Linked DNA regions of Homo sapiens: region 1 is linked to region 2. A link is a loop called in an ENCODE intact Hi-C map of the cell type or tissue named here. Cell type or tissue: ovary. All regions are shown on one strand. Each heading gives the region's core, and the rest is flanking DNA. Links, peaks and the distances in the headings are about the cores only. Region 1 overlaps SHROOM3 (shroom family member 3). Region 2 overlaps SHROOM3 (shroom family member 3).

What was found. A loop is a pair of places that touch in the nucleus more often than their neighbours do. Peaks named below come from ENCODE experiments on the same cell type or tissue, not always from the same donor. Only the 100,000 strongest peaks of a DNase experiment are listed, where the experiment ranks them.
Region 1: it touches region 2 in a loop (4-fold over the local background); 2 of 110 quality-filtered maps call a loop at or near these places.

What each region holds. Positions count from the first base shown.
Region 1 is chr4:76,552,291-76,561,025 of GRCh38, forward strand. It overlaps SHROOM3 (shroom family member 3), which reads left to right. Exons shown (of 11, transcript NM_020859.4): 2 at 3,319-3,473. Among named protein-coding and RNA genes, the nearest start is that of MIR4450, 17 kb to the right of the region's middle. RefSeq lists an enhancer at 6,420-7,051. In ovary, for the core only: no CTCF peak of the experiment used is centred there; no DNase peak of the experiment used is centred there.
Region 2 is chr4:76,691,354-76,700,088 of GRCh38, forward strand. All of the region lies in intron 2 of SHROOM3 (shroom family member 3), which reads left to right. Among named protein-coding and RNA genes, the nearest start is that of SHROOM3-AS1, 110 kb to the right of the region's middle. RefSeq lists enhancers at 6,076-6,794, 6,230-6,329. In ovary, for the core only: no CTCF peak of the experiment used is centred there; a DNase peak (open chromatin) is centred at 5,199.

The sequences.
Region 1 (8,735 bases), core at 263-8,262, 140 kb before region 2:
GAGCCCAGGAGTTCAAGACCAGCCCAGGCAACACAGCAAAAGCCCATCTCTACAAAAAATACAAAAATTAGCCAGACCTGTTGGCACACGCCTATAGTCCTAGCTACTCAAAAGGCTGAGATGGGAGAATTGCTTGAACCCAGGAGGCTGAGGTTGCAGTGAGCCAAGACTGTGCCACTGCACTCCAGCCTGTGCACCAGAGCAAGAGTCTGTCTCCCAAAATATCTATATATGTATATAGATATATCAATTATATAATATATGTATATAGACATACCAAGCAATTATATATGTATATACATATATCTATATACATATACATTCCTCATTATGTTTGCTATATACATATACATATATATAGATATCTATATATGTATGTAGCTATGTCTGCATATAATTTGTATATGTAATATATGTATATATATAATTGCTTGGTCTATTTTATGTATCTTGAGACCTATTGAAGGTTTTTGAACATGTGGGCAATTCTGGAGAGTAATTACTAAAAAAAGAGAAAATATGGGTGAGGTTTTGTTTACTCAGGTTTTGTTTTTGTTTTCCCCTTTACTTCCCTTTCATTGTTATTGACGTCTATAAGTATCCATTGGCATGTGACCCAGATCGAGCCTTATTTTCCTGTTTCCAAAGCATATGATTAATTTCTAACGTACTACATTACTTACTTGTTTATTATGTTTATTGTTTGCTTCCCCTCCTCTGCCCATTAACTTAAGCATCAGAAGATCAAAAGGTTTTTGTCTATTTTGTCCACTTTTATAGCCCAAGCACTTGGAAAAATTTCTGATGTAAAGCAGGTGTTGAATAACTTTGTTGACTGAATAATAGTGCAGGACATTTTTGTTTTGTTTTGTTTTGTTTTGAGACAGAGTCTCGCTCTGTCGCCTAGGCTGGACTGGAGTGGAGAGCAGTGATGCAATCTCGGCCCACTGCACCTCCACCTCCTGGTTTCTTTTCTTTTCTCTTTTATTTATTTATTTTTTTTGAGACGGGGTCTCGCTCTATCACCCAGGCTGAAGTGCAGTGGCATGATCTCTGCTCACTGCAACCTCCACCTCCCAGGTTCAAATGATTTCCCTGCCTCAGCTTCCCGAGTAGCTGGGATTACAGGCATGCACCACCACACTCAGCTAATTTTTGTGTTTTTAGTAGAGACGGGGTTTCACCATGTTGGCCAGGCTGGTCTCGAACTCCTGACCTCAGGTGATCCACCCACCCCGGCCTCCCAAAGTGCTAGGATTACAGGCATGAGACACCGCACGAGGCCCACCTCGTGGTTTCAAGCGATTCTCCCACTTCAGCCTCCCAACTAGCTGGGATTACAGGTGTGTGCCACCACACCCGTCTAATTTTTGTATTTTTAGTAGAGACAGGGTTTCACCACATTGCGCAGGGTGGTCTTGGACTCCTGAGCTCAGGCAATCCAAATCCACCTGCCTCAGCCTCCCAAAGTGCTGGGATTACAGGCGTGAGCCACTGTGCCCAGCCAGCGTATTTATTTTTTAAGAGCAATATTAGGTTCATAAAAAAAAGACGAATGGAAGGTGCAGATATTTCCCATGTATCTGCTGCCCACACATACACATAGCCTCCCCCACTATCAAAATCCTGCACCAGAGTGATACATTTATTACAACTGATGAACCTACATGGACATCTCCTGTCACCCATAGTTTATAGTAGGTTCACTCTTGGTGCTGTACATTCTATGGGTTTTGACAAATGTACAAGGCATGTGTCCACCACTACAATATCATATCGAATGGTTTCACTGCCCTAAAATATTCTGTGCCACCATATTCATCCTACCCTTCCCTTTAACCTCAGCCACTGCTGATCTTTTTACTGCCTCCCTAGTTTTGCCTTTCCTACAATGTCATACACTTGAAATTGTGTGGTATGTAGCCTTTTCAGACTGGCTTCTTTCACTTAGAAATATGCATTTTAAGTTTCCTTCATGTTGTTTCATGGTTTGATAGCTCATTTCTTTTCAGTGCTGAATAATATTCCATTGTCTGAATGTACTACTTTATGTATCCAATGAATTATAATTTTAGAACAAAAAGTAAGGTAAGAGGAACACAACTTTTTTTTGTTGTTTTTTGTTTGTGTTTTTTTTTTTTTTTTTTGAGACGGAGTCTCACTCTGTCACCCAGGCTGGAGTGCAGTGGCGTGATCTCAGCTCACTGCAAGCGTCGGCTCTTGGGTTCATGCCATTTTCCTGCCTCAGCCTCCTGAGTAGCTGGGACTACAGGTGCCTGCCACCATGCCTGGCTAATTTTTTTGTATTTTTAGTAGAGATGGGGTTTCACCGTGTTAGCCAGGATGGTCTCGATCTTCTGACCCTGTGATCTGCCAGCCTTAGCTTCCCAAAGTGCTGGGATTACAGGCATGAGCCACCGTACCCGGCCAGAGGAACTCAACTTCTAATGTAACCCGTCCCCAACCCCCAGGCCACGGACCATTACAGTGGTCTGTTAGCAACCAGGCCGCACAGTAGGAGTGGATGAGTAAGTGAAGCTTCATTTGTATTTACAGCTGCTCCCCATTGCTCACATAACCACCCGAGCTCTGCCTCCTGTAAGATCAGTGGCAGCATTAGATTCTCACAGGAGCCCGAACCCTATTGTGAACTACACATGCGAGGGATCTAGGTAGCACACTCCTTATGAGAATCTAATGCCTGAAGATCTGTCACTATCTCTCATCGCCCCCAGTGGGACCATCTAGTTGCGGGAAACAAGCTCAGGGCTCCGCTGATTCTATGTTATGCTGAGTTGTATAATTATTTCATTATATGTTATAATGAAAAAATAATAAAGTGCACAATAAATGCAACGCACTTGAACCACGCCAAAACCATCCGCCCACACCCCATCCGTGGAAAAATTGTCTTCCACAAAACTGGTCCCTGGTGCCAAAAAGTTTGGGGACTGCTCTTCTAAAGGGATAAAACAGTTGCCCTGAGTGGACTTTTTGAAGATGTAAAGCAAGGGCTGGGGAGATGTCCTGAGCACCGTGGGATAATGGCCTTTGGATGGAAACTGAGTTCTGTCGTTCATTCAGCTGATGTTTAAGGGCGCCCTCCCTGGGCAGGCAGGGTGCTGGTTCTTGAGGGTGTGGACACCCAGAGCCAGTCCCTGCGCTCTCACAGTTTTCCCTCTGGCTGCAAGCGCTGGGGTGTGGCCCTAGCTGGTCCGTTGGGCTCTGCAGGAGTCTAAGCTGGGCTCGGGATAGCCGGACAGACCCCAGGCCAGGGGAAAGCTCACTCGTGGCTGTCGCATCTCTCCCTCCAAGCAGGTCGAAGAAGGGGGCAAAGCAGACACCCTGAGCTCCAAACTGCAGGCTGGGGATGAGGTTGTGCACATCAATGAGGTGACTCTGAGCAGCTCCAGAAAGGAGGCAGTTTCCCTGGTGAAAGGATCCTACAAGACCCTCAGGCTGGTAGTGCGCAGGTAGGTGGCAGACCCCCACCCTGTCCCTCCTACCACCTCACCCCACCTCTCTCCCTACCCTACCCCACCTCTGGGAAAAGAGCTCGGGGTTGGTAGCTTGGCTTTAAACCTCCATGTATGGATCCTGCCTTTTTTTCTTTTTTCTTTCCTATCTTGTGGGATGTGGGGAGGAAGTGGGGTGAAGACATTTCAGACACTGCTGTCTTTCAGAACACTCATTTCCCAGCAGGTACTGGTTTGTCAGGGATAGACCTCACTGGACTACCTAAATTTTGGGACCTGATGAAAAGTGACACTCATCCCAGATGCGGTCAGAGCTCTAATAAGCTTTTTGTCTGGTGGGACTAGAGAAAGAAATTGGCTTGGAGCTTTCAGTGGCATTTTGGGAACCACACCTGCATCACAGGGTTCTTCAAAACAGGCAAATTCTCTCATTGGTTGTTTTGTTTTCTGGTCTCAATAGTGGTGATTCCTCTGTTGGGAAAGTGTTGGGTTGTGTTTGATTTTAATGCCTTAGCATCAGAAGCTTTGTACTCCCGGGAACCAACCCTTCGTGGAGGAAATTATTTATGGAAAGGGGATGGGAATTGAATTATTTTTTTGATCTCTATTAGTAAGCACTGCTTGAGACATTTTACACATCTTAGCTCATTTAATCTGCACATGAACCCCATGAGATAGCTAATCACTATCCCCATTTTACAGGCAAGAGATTAAATAGGTTACTGGAGGTAGCCAAGCTGATAAGTTGAAAAGCCAGAATAGAATCCAGATTGCCTGATTCTATTTCATGCCACTTGAGCATCATTATCTTGACCTGCTAAGCGCTAGGCCCAAATATTTTGCATATTTGAATATTTCTTCCTTAGATTTCAGCTGCCTCACATAGCAGCTAATGTTACAGTATTTAAGAATGTTCTAGTTGGCTGAGACTTCAGGAGTCATCAATGAAGCCCCACCATTTTCAGGCTGTAGAAAGTAAGCTGGTCTTCCATCATGCCACAGATGGCCTCTTAAAGACCTGCATTAATTCATTTCTCAAATGTTTCCTAAGTGAGCCCATGCTCAGGGGAACAGCAGCTCCTCCCAGCCACAAAAAACACAGCGATGACTGTGGTCCCACTGTGTCTCCAGGCTCTAGTGACTCTCCCTAGTGTGCTGGGCTGTGTCTGGTCTGTCTACAGGGCCATCAACCAGCAATTGCTTCTCTGGTGGTCAGTGATGCAGAGTGGCTCAAAGCATAGGCACCGGATTCAGACAGACCCGGGTTCAAATTCCAGGGCTGTCACCTGTTAGCTGTGTGAGCTTGGCCAAATTACTTAACCTCACTGAAAATTCAATATCCTCATCTTTAAATGAGGATTTAAATATATGTATTTATGCCAAAATATGGCAACAATCTAAGTATCCATGGAGGGACAAACCAAAGAAAATGTGGTGTATATATGTATATGTTTATGTATACACACACACACACACACACACACACACACACACACGAGGAATATTATCCAGCCATAAAAAAAGAAGGAAATCTTGCCATTTGCAGCAATGTAGATGAACCTGGAGGACATTTTGTTAAGTGAAAGAAGCCAGTCACAGAACCGTAAAAACTGTATCTTCTCACTTATACATGGTGTATAAAAAAGTCAAACTCACAGAAACAGAGAGTAGAATGGTGTTTGCCAGGGACTGGGGCACAGGGGAAATGGGGAGATGTTGGTCAAGGGGTACAAACTTTTAGTTATAAGATGAATAAGTTCTGGGGACCTAAGGTAAAACATGGTGACTACAGTTAGTAATACTGTATTGTTTACTTAAAATTTGCTATGAGAATAGATCTTAAGTGTCCTCACTATACACACACACAGGTAACTGTGTGTTGATTAATTTGATTTTTGATTGTGGTAATCATGACACAGTGTGTACATATATCAAATCATCACATTGTACACTTTGAATATATGCAATTTTTGGCAATTATACTTGGGCAATCCAACATACTTTACAAAGTGATTGGAAAGATTAGATGAAACACTCTGAGGTAACAAGAGATGCTGCTGCTATTATTTCTATTATTATTGGCCAACTCTAGGCATAGGCTCATTCCTTGCAGATCCAGATTTCAGTAAAGTAAGCAGTCATCTCAAACATGGGGCTGATGTTTCAAACAGATGGGTAGACAAGCTCAGAACCATGGGGCCATTCCTTGTGTCCAGAGAGTGCTGAAGGTTTTGAACTCACCTTGGCATTGGAACCCAGGAGCCCAGTTTGGAAACACTGGGCATTGATCTGTTGGGTACTAATGGCAGAATCCACACTCCTGATGTGTTTCAACATGACTGTGGTGATAGATTGGCCTCTGGAAAGGGCTGCTCTGTTTCCTGCTATGAAGAATAATCATGGTGGCTTCTGGTAGGCCTTCTAATAGATGGTGATATAAGATTTGAATTACTTCTTCTAGTAGAACCTTTGGAAACAGACAGATATGGGGTTGAAATCTGGTCTGGTTATTTGCAAATTGTGTGACTTTGGGCTCTCTAAGCCCCAGTTTCCTCATTTGTGAAATGGAAATAATCATTCTTACCTTGAAAGGGCATTAGTGAAGTAAGTGTAAGTACACAGTGGATATGCAATATTTGATTATTATTATTCTGGATTAGGCTAGAGAGATGTGACACATGCTAATATGGAGAAGTATTGCCATAATACCATATATGCTGGTTCCCTGGTTATCTGGAGGCCCCCCCTTTCATTCTCTTAGTGAGTTTACAACCATTTAAGGGCTAGTACCCAGCTTACAGGTCCAGAATTGGTCATGACTGTCTCAGACCTTGTGGAATTTAGGAGTGTTAATTCACAGTATCCAAATCACAAGAAACTGAAGGATATAAACCAGAATGCTACTACACTGACTCATTTTGGAAAAGACAACTATAAGTGAAAAGTATGCCATATGGACCAAAAACCAGTATATAGTACTTTATCCCTACAAGAAAACTAAATGGGAAGTCTAATTATGGTCAGGAGTTTGCATAGTGATTTCCAACTCCAAGTGAAGAGAATAGTTCTGTAGGCACCAGTATTTGCTAGGATCCACTCTGATGGCCAGATGGTCCATCTTCCTAATAGGGGCTTGGCTGCCAGGCGGCCAGAGATTCACATCCAGAAGCAAGGGCCCTTTCCCCTCTGGGCCCCAGGGAATCATGCTGCCAACGTTCTCCTCTCCATTTTCATTCTCGTCAACACCAAATCCTCTTCCTGATTGACACATTCTTTCTTTACGTATGCTAATGCAATCGATAAGGTTACTGAGCAGTTCTTGCACTTTCTGCTTCTGGTGTGGGAAACATTTTGTCCCTAAGATGCCTTTTGAATATGTCTTATCTCATCTATTATGTGTTGATTTTTATAGTTGAACTTTCAAAGGAAAAGGAGGCTGCCTTTACATCTGACACATGCTTATAGATGGGGATTATCAACACGCCTCCAGAGACATGGATGGACATTCCTCCCCTACCTTGCAGAGATCCGGGTAGAAGCCTCTTTGCGCTGGATTAATCTGGCTTTGTATTTCGTAGTGCCGTCACTTTCCTGAGAAGTCTTACCTTTATACCTTGGCACACGTCATCGTCCTGAGATTCTGTTTCCTTTGATTTATTGATGCCAGAGTGACTAAGGACATTTCATTTATTAACTTTCTTTTTTTCTATGTGATCTCTATACTTTAAAAAAGACTGGGGTGTCTTCCTGGAAACATAATAGGAAGGAATGTCTGTTTCATGAATAAATCATTTGTGTAGTCAAAATGTATATTTTGGCAGCCATGTACCTGCCTCTTTTTCTCTTAAAGTTATTTTGGCTGGGCGAGGGCGGCACCTCATGTCAGGCTTTCACATCCATCATAAAAATGCCAAGAACACAGAGCAGGGTAATAGTGTTTATATAAGTTTTGGGATTGTCTTACCCAGTGACCAAAAACAATAAAAAGTAGAAACACCTTCTTAAAAGGCTACAGTGACAAGAAAAATGCAAAGCCTCAAGTAAGTTGTGGGTCAAAGACTTTCAAAGATCTGCTGACCCATAAAGAAGGCAGAGTTTAGCCCTCTCTGGGAGGAGGGCGTGAAGGAGGCGCTGTGGACGCTGCAACAACAGAGCATGTGTCTGCTGCTTGATACACGAAGAGTGAAGGTTAACAGCTAGTAGTGGATAAATGGAGAAGAAATGATAAAATAATAAGTGGGTCAGAGAAAAAACATTCCCAAAGGAAAATAAACAGCTCCCAGTTGCAGAAAACCCTTGTGGAATGCAAGGACAGTGCAAAGGATGTTAATTAGGAAAGCAGACATGGACACGAATGAGAATCATACTCCAAATCCTCCCTGAAATCAACAGAGACTTTATCTGGTAGATACGTGTAAAATAGTTGTCCAGGGATCGGGTAACCTTTAAAATGGAAACTGACAAAGGAAAGGGTCTTCAGGTTTAATTTATCATCCCTGAGGGTAATGGAAGTTGCGTTTAGTATAAGGAATGCTCACTGCTATTTGTAGATAATCTAAAACTTGAATTTAAAAAATAGGAAGCTATATTTGACCTCCAGAACAGATTGCTGGGGTTAATTGCTGTGTATTCATATAAATACATATTTTTACCCTGAGTTCAGACTCAGACTCCTATCCTGAATTGGATTATCAGAATGGCCTTAGAATCAATGAATCCTTAATCCCAATTCTGATCTTTTCTCCATTTTCCTTGGCAAATCTAACCTTCCAACCTTCTGCATTAAGGTGCTATTTATTTTGTTTATTTACTTATTAATCCTTCATTAATCAAAAGAAAGCTGGAGGTGCTATTTTTGCCAAATACTATCCTACTCCTAAATTTGTTGTAAGTGAATTTTTTGTGTTTTTACTTGTAGTTGGCAAAGAAAAACTTGAGTATATTTCATTTCAAATATTTCGTACTTTTTTATAATGCTATGCAAGCCAGGCAAAAGTCAGAGAGGATACCTGAGATAGCGGTGTCCAGCACTACCAGATTTGAGACTGCCTGGGTTTGAAGTCTGATGGCATAGGCACTAGCTTTGTGACCTTGGGCAAGTAATTTAATCTGTCTGATTTTTGCCTCACAAAATTGTTGTGAGGATTAAATAAGAATCATGTGGGTATGGTATTTAGTACAGTTATTAAATCATGAATCTACTGAAAACAAGTTGCATATTTGTTAAGTAAATTATCTCTTTGACAAGTTCCACCTTAA
Region 2 (8,735 bases), core at 292-8,291:
AAAATTTGTTTAGAATTCCTCAATTTTGACCTGGGACCAGGTCCTCTGTGACCTGGGACCAAAGCAAATTAAGGTTGCCAAAAGTACCTGAGCCCAGTAGGAGGTGGAGCCCTGTTTTGATTTATGTGAAACAAAGTTCTTCTTTTGGTAACAGATACGTTAAATTATTCTTAGGAGTTACCAATCCTTTTCTATTATGGATAGAAAATCAACAATGATTTAACTGCTTTCTGGGAAGGTATAGGTGAATTACAGTATAAATTCTGTGATTTTAAAGTAAATGAACTGATTCATGGGAATTAAAAGTTTTGCCTGAAAGGTGGGCAGGGTGTGTGTGAAGAGTGTGCCTGAGTTTTCTCCACTTTTAACCTAGTGTTATTTTTAGAATCCTGTCTTATGTGTTAAATCTGGTTACATTTTTAAAACATCAACATTCTACTGTCTCTTCAATGTTTATTCTTGCTTTCCCTTTTCATGCAGAACCCATACAGACCTTTGACCAAAATCAATTATTCTTGTAAGTTCTGTTCGAGGATGTTTCCCTGGAGTCCAGCAGTGCTGAGGTTTTGCTGGTGACTTCCAGAAGGTCAGGATTTCATGGGTTGCCGCTTCTTCTGACTTTCTGTTTGACAGAAGTATCCTGTAATTCTAACCACTGTGTGACCTCAATTGCCTTGACACCTTCCTCCCCTTCTGTAGTATCACTTGAACAGGAGCTGTTTCCTCCTGCAGGATCACTGAGAGGGGTTCACTTTCTAGGGAAGGTCATGTCAGAAAGAAGATTGGGAGGTAGAGCCTGGTGGCTGGGCAGTCTTCACCTTGCCTGAATGAGCAATGCCTCCATTTCACAGCCTTCAGCTTGTGGGATTTCTTCATGCATGTCAGAAACTAGTTTTCTTATGCTGTTGTAACACCCAAAGAAGGAATAGGGGCATGAACAATGGTCATTCATTTATTCAGCAATCATTTACTGTGTGGGAGGCATCCCAGGAACTGGCGATGGGTTCCCTGCCCTCAGGAACTCGTCTTATAAGAGGCAAAATAAAACATGTTAATAAGCTAGTGCCATTCTGAAGGTGTAGAGTACAGGGGTTAAGAAATTAAGTTTGTTGTAAAGTTAAACATACACCAACCTATGACCCAACATTTCCACGCCTAGGTATTTACCCAAGATAGGTGAAAACAAATGTCCACCAATGACTTGTACAGAATGTTCATAGCAACCTTATTTATAATGACCAATACCTGGAAACAACCCTACATCCATCAACAGGAAAATGGGTAAAGAAACAGTGGCACATCCATACAATGAATACGACTCAGCGATCAATGGGAATGAACTCTTGATACAAAAACCTGGATGAGTCTCAAGAGCACGTTAACTGAAAGCAGCCAGATACAAAATAATAATAAGCAATTCTATTCATGAAGTGCTAGAATAGGCAAAACTAATCTATGACAGAAGTCAGTGGTTGCCAGTGGGTAGGGACTGACTAGAAAGAGATAAGAAGGGATTTTCTGGAATGATGGAAATGTTTTATGTTTTGTTTTTCGTGATGGTTTCATAGGTATACACAATTATCCACACCCATCGAACTGAACACCTAAGACCTGTGCATTTTATTGTATGCAAAGCATTACCTGAATTAGAAGAAAAACTTAGGTTCTAGAGTTACACAAGAGTATACATCCCACATCTGCCTCTAGGCATATATTACCCTGGACAAGATATTAAATAAATACCTCTGAGCTGCAAGACATTGGACAATAATAGAACATCTTCATAGGGTTGTTGCAAAGATTGAGTTAATGACTGAAGGTACTTAGCTTAGTAAGAACTCAGTAAATGTCAACTACTATTTCCAGGCACTGTGATAAATATAATATGTGATTTTGGAGTTGATGAAAAAGTATTTACACTTTTGTGAAAGCCATATCATTTAAGATTATCAAGGATCTTATATTAACTGGTATCCTTATCATTATTACTATGCATACCTTCATTTTGATAAGTTTGTTTTTTTTTTTTTTTTTTTTTTTAAAGCAACAAGACAGAGTCTTGCTGTGTTGCCCAGGCTGGAGTGCAGTGGCACAATCTTGGCTCACTGCAGCCTCCACCTCCCGGGTTCAAGCGATTCTCCTGCCTCAGCCTCCCAAGTAGCTGGGACTACAGGCACATGCCACTATACCCAGCTAATTATTTTTGTATTTTTAGTAGAGACTGGGTTTCACCATGTTGGCCAGGATGGTCTCAATCTCTTGACCTCGTGATCTGCCTGCCCCAGCCTCCCAAAGTGCTGGGATTACAGGTGTGAGCCACTGCACCTGGCCCTTGATGAGTCATTTTTTAAGGTTGTGGGGATTTAAAATGTGAAGTTCTTGTGTACGTGATCAAAATACTACTGGGGTTTGGTTTTGCCAGCAGAAGTAAACTCCAAAGAGAGGAACTACGCACTAGGCAAACTCCTTTTTTTTTTTTTTTTTTTCCTGAGGACTGATCTGAGGACTGATTTAATGATGATTGTCGAAGCTGAGCTCCCAGATGAGGCTCACAACATCTTCTGGGAATCCAAATGAAAGGTTAACATACTATATTCTCTTCCCAAAGATGTAGGTAGAAAAAAAAAACAAAACTCGATCTCTCTATCAAAATTAACGTCATGCTTTTCAGTAAAATGCTTTGGACAGAGTGGTAAATTTATAATAGTTTATTTAATCTATTAAGCTTCAGTGATTTAATTTAAGTTCAACAAAGCATTTGGGAAAGATGTTATATATTTTGCCAACTCCAAGTGAGGCATTTTGTTGTTGGGTTGGTTTAATTCATTCAGTAAACATTTGTCAAACATTTACTGAGAACGCATTAGCCTCTGGGAATTCAATGATGAATAATAAGACATTGTACCCTCAAGGGTTCATAGACACTCCAGCCACAAGTGTGAATGTGTACACATTTCTTTTGGAATTTTTCTCAGAGCAGAGAGGTCTGTCTCAGGCTAGTCTTTTTGTTTGTTTTTTTTTGTGTTTTGTTGTTTGTTTTAAAAGCTCCTGCTTACAGTGGAGGTTTAAAATCCTAGTTCTTTTAATTGATGTTATTTTCTTAAACATTGGCATTTCTCATTAAGGCTTCACTTGTTATTCCTTACTAAAAATAGCAAAAACAAAATGGTCTTATATAAAGGCAATTGAGTACAGTGGAAAGGTCAGAGACTGTGCAAGTAGAATGACCTACGTTTGAATCTGAGCTCTGCTACACTAGTAATTTGGAGAGTCCTTTAAGCAGCTGTTTCCTCATCTGCAAGATGGTGATAATGATACCTTAAGAGAGGTATTAATATTTATTAGGTTAAGGCTGTTATAAGGATTAAGTGACAGAATACATGTAAATATAACTAGGCTGGCACCTGATAGGTGTTAATTCCTAACATTTATTGAGTACTTACTAGGAGTCAAGCACTGTCTAATACGTTTTGTGCTGGCTGATTTTATCTTCCTCACACTCCTATGAGGCAGGCACTGTTACTATCCCCTTTTAAAGGTGAGGAAACCAAAATCATAGGTTAAATAACTTGCTGAGGGCATGGAGGTGCCAGGGTTAGTACCCAATACCATCCTGTCAATTAATGGATGAGGTCTGTAATAGATGTCAACTATCTTTCCCTTTTAGATATGATTGTTTTATACCAATAAGTGGAACTAACTAGTGCCCTGCTTATGGCTGCATGCAGATTAATACTGGTGGTGGGGGATGGTTGACTCCTTGAATATGTTCTTAAATGGTTAATGGGTCTACCACCTTTGGGGGTTTGTGGGATGCTTGTAGGAAAGGCTCTAATGAACATGTCTTTTCTTTTCCCAGCCCCTCACAAGTCCACCTGTGAGGTGGTCCTCTCTGACATTGTCCGTTGCTCCTTACCCCCAATGACTCCAATTAGGAAGTCAGTCGACTTATTTGTGAACAAAAAATTGGAGAATCATGGCTGCCTATTAGAATTTGACCTATGCTTTGTGAGGTCTATGTAGGGATGGACATAGATGCAATATTTTCTTGGTCTCCAAAAAAATAGCAAGGTAAGAAATGTGCCCCAGAGCACTGTTACAGTAAGAAGAAAAGTCTACCATTGATCCTGGATATTTCATATTTCCTATTTCCATTGGCATTTTCTCAACTCCCAGATTCTGGAGAACCTTGAGCTAAAACTTAAATAAAAATAAGTTCCAAATGGTACGTTGAAAACGCTGCTGATTTAATGAAGACGAAGTCACCTTGACCAATTCATTAAAATAATGTATAGATGCCCAGGGGAAAATGTAATTAAATAAATATGGATCCTAGTATCTGTTCCTATATGAGCCTTTTCACTTAGTTTCTCCCCCAAAGTCCTGAGTGTCGTGGAAGATACTCTGGATTATTGGTCCTGACATCAAAGCCTCTCCATTGCAGTGTGGAGTTAACTAGGCAGCCAGAATCTCAGGACCATTTCCTCAGCCACTCAAGTGGTGCCACGTTGGTCTATTTCCAGACCCATCGAAGAAGCCCCTCAGCATGCAGAGACCTTTGGAGACACTGGACTGAAACCAGATGGTGCAGAAAGAAGCCCCTAAGCAAAGTGTTGCTTGCAGCCCTGTATTTGAAAGAGTGCCACTGTGTACCAATTATGTCCATCCAAATGAGCCGTATTATTTTGGGGCAAAATGACTGGGAAATGAAATTATTAGGACTCTGCTCTCTGATGGGGAAAAAATAAATCTGGAAGAAGAACCTACAAGGATCTTAGCTGTCTGCTTGTCTCTGACACTCTCGAGGCCTTGTGCCAGGCTGCTTTGCTGTGCAAAAGCTCCACTTCAGTCTTTTAGTCTGACTCACAATAGACGCACATGGTTGAAGTTAGGAGAATTGCAGGACTGTCACTTGAAGTCCCTCTCAGCCTCTTCACCATCGCCCCCAGCCTCTTTCCCTCTAACATTAAGCCCTTTGTGTCGGTTCCCATGGTTACCTCCTCACTACTGGCAGCTGGAATGTGATAGTGAGAGGAGGCTGCCTCCCCTACTGAGCCAGGTCTGGCTGGGGCGGAGGCCATTGATCCGCAGCTGGATTTGTGAAATGGGGTCACAGTCCAGTACCTTCTCTTTGTCGTGGGTTCTATACCTTTCCCAGGCTTGACATATCAGGGTTGCAGTGGGAGGGGACATGGTGGGTGATGGACTGCTCACAGGACATGTCCTGTCATAGGCTGGCCTGGCCTGGCGTCCCTGACCTGCCAAACTCCTCCCTGAGGTCACCCTTCCATGTGTGAATGCCCATTGAGGGGGAAGGGGCTGCTCTGCTTGGTCAAATAAAAATGATGACTCACTTCTCTACCTGCTTTCTGCTCAGATTCTGTTCCCAATACCATCTGTTCTTAAGTTAGTCAACATTAACAAGGGTGGGCTCCAGTCTGGAAAGAATTTGCATCAAAGGCATGTTTTCACATCCAGCTTGGAAGACCAGGCAGGCTCTGGGAACTGGGGGATAGCATAGGGATTCAAGGTTCAAGATGAAAACAAAACTAGCCGAGAGGTTTTTGTTGTTGTTTTTATAAGAGACAGGGTCTTGTTCTGTTGCCCAAGTGGGGTGCAGTGGTGCAATCATATCTCACTGCAACCTCGAACTCCTGGGCTCAAACAATCCTCCCATCTCAGCTTCCTGAGTAACTAGGACCACAGGCACATGCCACCGCACCCAGCTAATTAATTTTTTTTTTTTTTTTTTTGGTAAGAGATGAGGTCTCACTGTGTTGCCCAGGCTGGTCTCAAATTCCTGGCCTCAAGTGATCCTCCCACCTTGACCTCCCAAAACACTGGGATTAAGGTGTCAGCCACTGTACTCTGCCCCGAGAGTTTGTCTTGAAGCTATTTCCTGACATACTATTTGGAGGCTTCTTAAATTCCTTCTCATTTAGAGTCTGGTGGGCCCCAGAGTTGAGGCAGGACTTGGAATTACAGGTGGAAATTAAGCAGCCCTGGTGGTGAGGGTGAGGGGAGGTAGTTTCTAGTAGAAAGCACCAAAAATCAACACTCCTGAGGAATTCAATACTGGAAGAATTGTTATGCTCTTCTTGGAACAAGGCAAATCTGTTTTCAGAGATCTTTCAGCCCTGTAGGTATCTAACTAAGCACTTAAGTGATGCGATTGTGGGAGAAGGCAGTTAAGGGCACACTCTGGAGCCTTATAATAGGTTGGGTCCAAGCTTTACCACTTCCTTTGTGATCTTGAGCAGGTTATTTAAGTTACGTTTGCTTCAGTTTCTTTTTCTGTGAAATGAGGACAGCATTTCAGAGGGTTGCTGTAAAGATTAAATTTGTTATGTAAAAATACTTTGCATGTTGTACAGCCAGCACAGGTGCCAATTGTAATGTTTTTAAATGTTTTGAGAATGTCATGCTAAACTGAGGACATAGATTTTATCAGTTCTACTTTGTGGTATGTATGTCAGTGGGTCCAGAATTCCCCTGGAGAGCACAGGAAAGTGCTGGGGTGAGCAGGAACATACAGGATGAGGAAAAAAAGAATTCAAGCATTTATGACACTACCCTATAGTAACTAAGAGAAAGGAAAAATGAAGGGGATAAGTAGAAAATCAGCCCATGGAACTATAGTCACAAACACTTAGAAAAGGTCTACTGTAAGCTGTAAACCATTACTTTTCCACAAATGGGCTGCAGTTTGGTACCTTGATGTCCATGTAAATTGTGCTCCCAAAGAATATAAAGTAACCACTGGGAAAAGCTGAGTCCCCCTTTGGGTGATAGCAAAGGTTGGAAACATTTAGGTTTGATATTTGGAGGCATTTAAATAGCATGGAATGTCTATTATATACCCTAAAAAGCAGAACGAATCTTGGATATTATGGACACAAATGCATTTGGCATGAGCTTAAAAAAAGTGCATGTGAGCTTCTTTCTAAGACCCAATAATCCTCTTGGGCAAAGTAAGGATTAGGCCTCCCTCACAAACAAGGCAGGGAGTTCATTTTTGCTAAGATTCCTCAGCTGATGCCAAATTTAGCAAGGGACCCATTTTTTCCCAATGAATGACAATCTCCATTTACATTTTTAATGTCCACTCCTTTAGGCAGGTCTAGGGCTGGAGCAACTTATTTGCATATAGATAGGAGACAGGACCCTGGCTCCTACAGACTACATTGGGACCCTCAGAGACCTTCCTGAGCCAGAGTCCCTTTACCTCACTCGCTTACAAAAGGGGAGGGGTCTCCTACCCCAGAGCCTGAAGTAGGAAGGACTCAGGGGCTGAAAAAAGCTGGGGCCAAACTCATTCTGTTTTAAAGACAGCCTTGAAGATGCATTCACCAACAGCCATCCCTGCCTAGTGCCTGCGACTCCTGCCAGTGAGAGGTGGCCTCTAGGCAGCTCCTCTAGGTTAATTCTGTCATCCTTGACCTTGAGGAGCCCTTTCTTTCACACCACTCACTGGGTCCTCTATATCTATTCCCAAGGAGCTCAGGTAATGCCCTATATTTTCTGTTCTTATCTGCAAAAAAACCCCTCCACTTTGGATTTAAATATTTATATTCCTCCCCAAATGTTTTGGGCAATTTGTAGTTGCCCTTTTTAAGGAATTAACCCATCAAGACACCACCATCCTGTCACCCTCCCCATGGTGACTTTCCACATCCATCTCCCTTATGCAGGCCATGTTGATTGAACAATGATAGCACCTGTCTTGCAGTGGTTATTAAGCCACAGGGTAGATAATACTTTGTCCCCTTTTTACAGATGAGGTCCTGAGGTTCAGAGAGAATAGTGGCCAGGAACTGGCAGAGATCAGATTAGAACCCAGGTTGATCCAGCTACAAATCCTTTGTGTGCCTCCCCAACAAGACTGGAGGTCAGAAGCTGTCTTTTATTCTACACCAATTCCAACTCGGAGCCTGCATGTAGAACATGCTCATCCCTTGTTGATGTAGGTACGCAGATCATGTTTTCTCACTTGGGATTTGCCATGTAGGCCCTCCCCCTGCTTTTTACCTTTGGTTCATCAACTGTCAAAGGTAAAGGGACCCCCAGGCTCATCTGTACTAACCTCCTCATTTTACACATGAGAAAATAGTAGCCCAGAACATGAAAATGACTTGCTCATAGCAATTACAGAGACGGCCTTGTGCAGGTGTCCTGGCTGCAGGTCCAGTAATGTTTCCTGCTATAATAGGGTATGTATATATGGCCTTTTAGAGGGTCTACTTAACCATCCGTGCTCCCTTCCCTGATGTTTTGTGGGAACAGGGAAGAAGGATTACCAAATCGACTTTCCTGCTTTACTTCCACCGTGCTTGTTGCATGTTCTCTTTCTTGCTCCTTTCCACAAGTAGCTCCTTTCCAAAGTGCTTTTCTGGAGATGATTAATGGTACTACACCATGCAGCATAGTCTAGGAGAGGCATGTCAGAGGTATTTGGACTGGGATGTGTTCTATGTGACCCCAGCTTTACCCTTTGATGAGACTCCCCTGATGCAGGATGTTAGCCCTTTGTGGCTTCAGCTGAGGGTCTGAGCGTTGGCTGAGTTATATTCACATTGATGTAGTCCAAGCAGAATATCAGCAACAGAGCTGTACTCTGGGAAGACAGTAATTCCCATTCGAATGAGACAGGATAGATAACTGCAGGGAACCCATCAGGAAGCTGGCCTCGTGTCCACTCGGCATATTTTTATTAACCAAATACTTATTGGGCATCA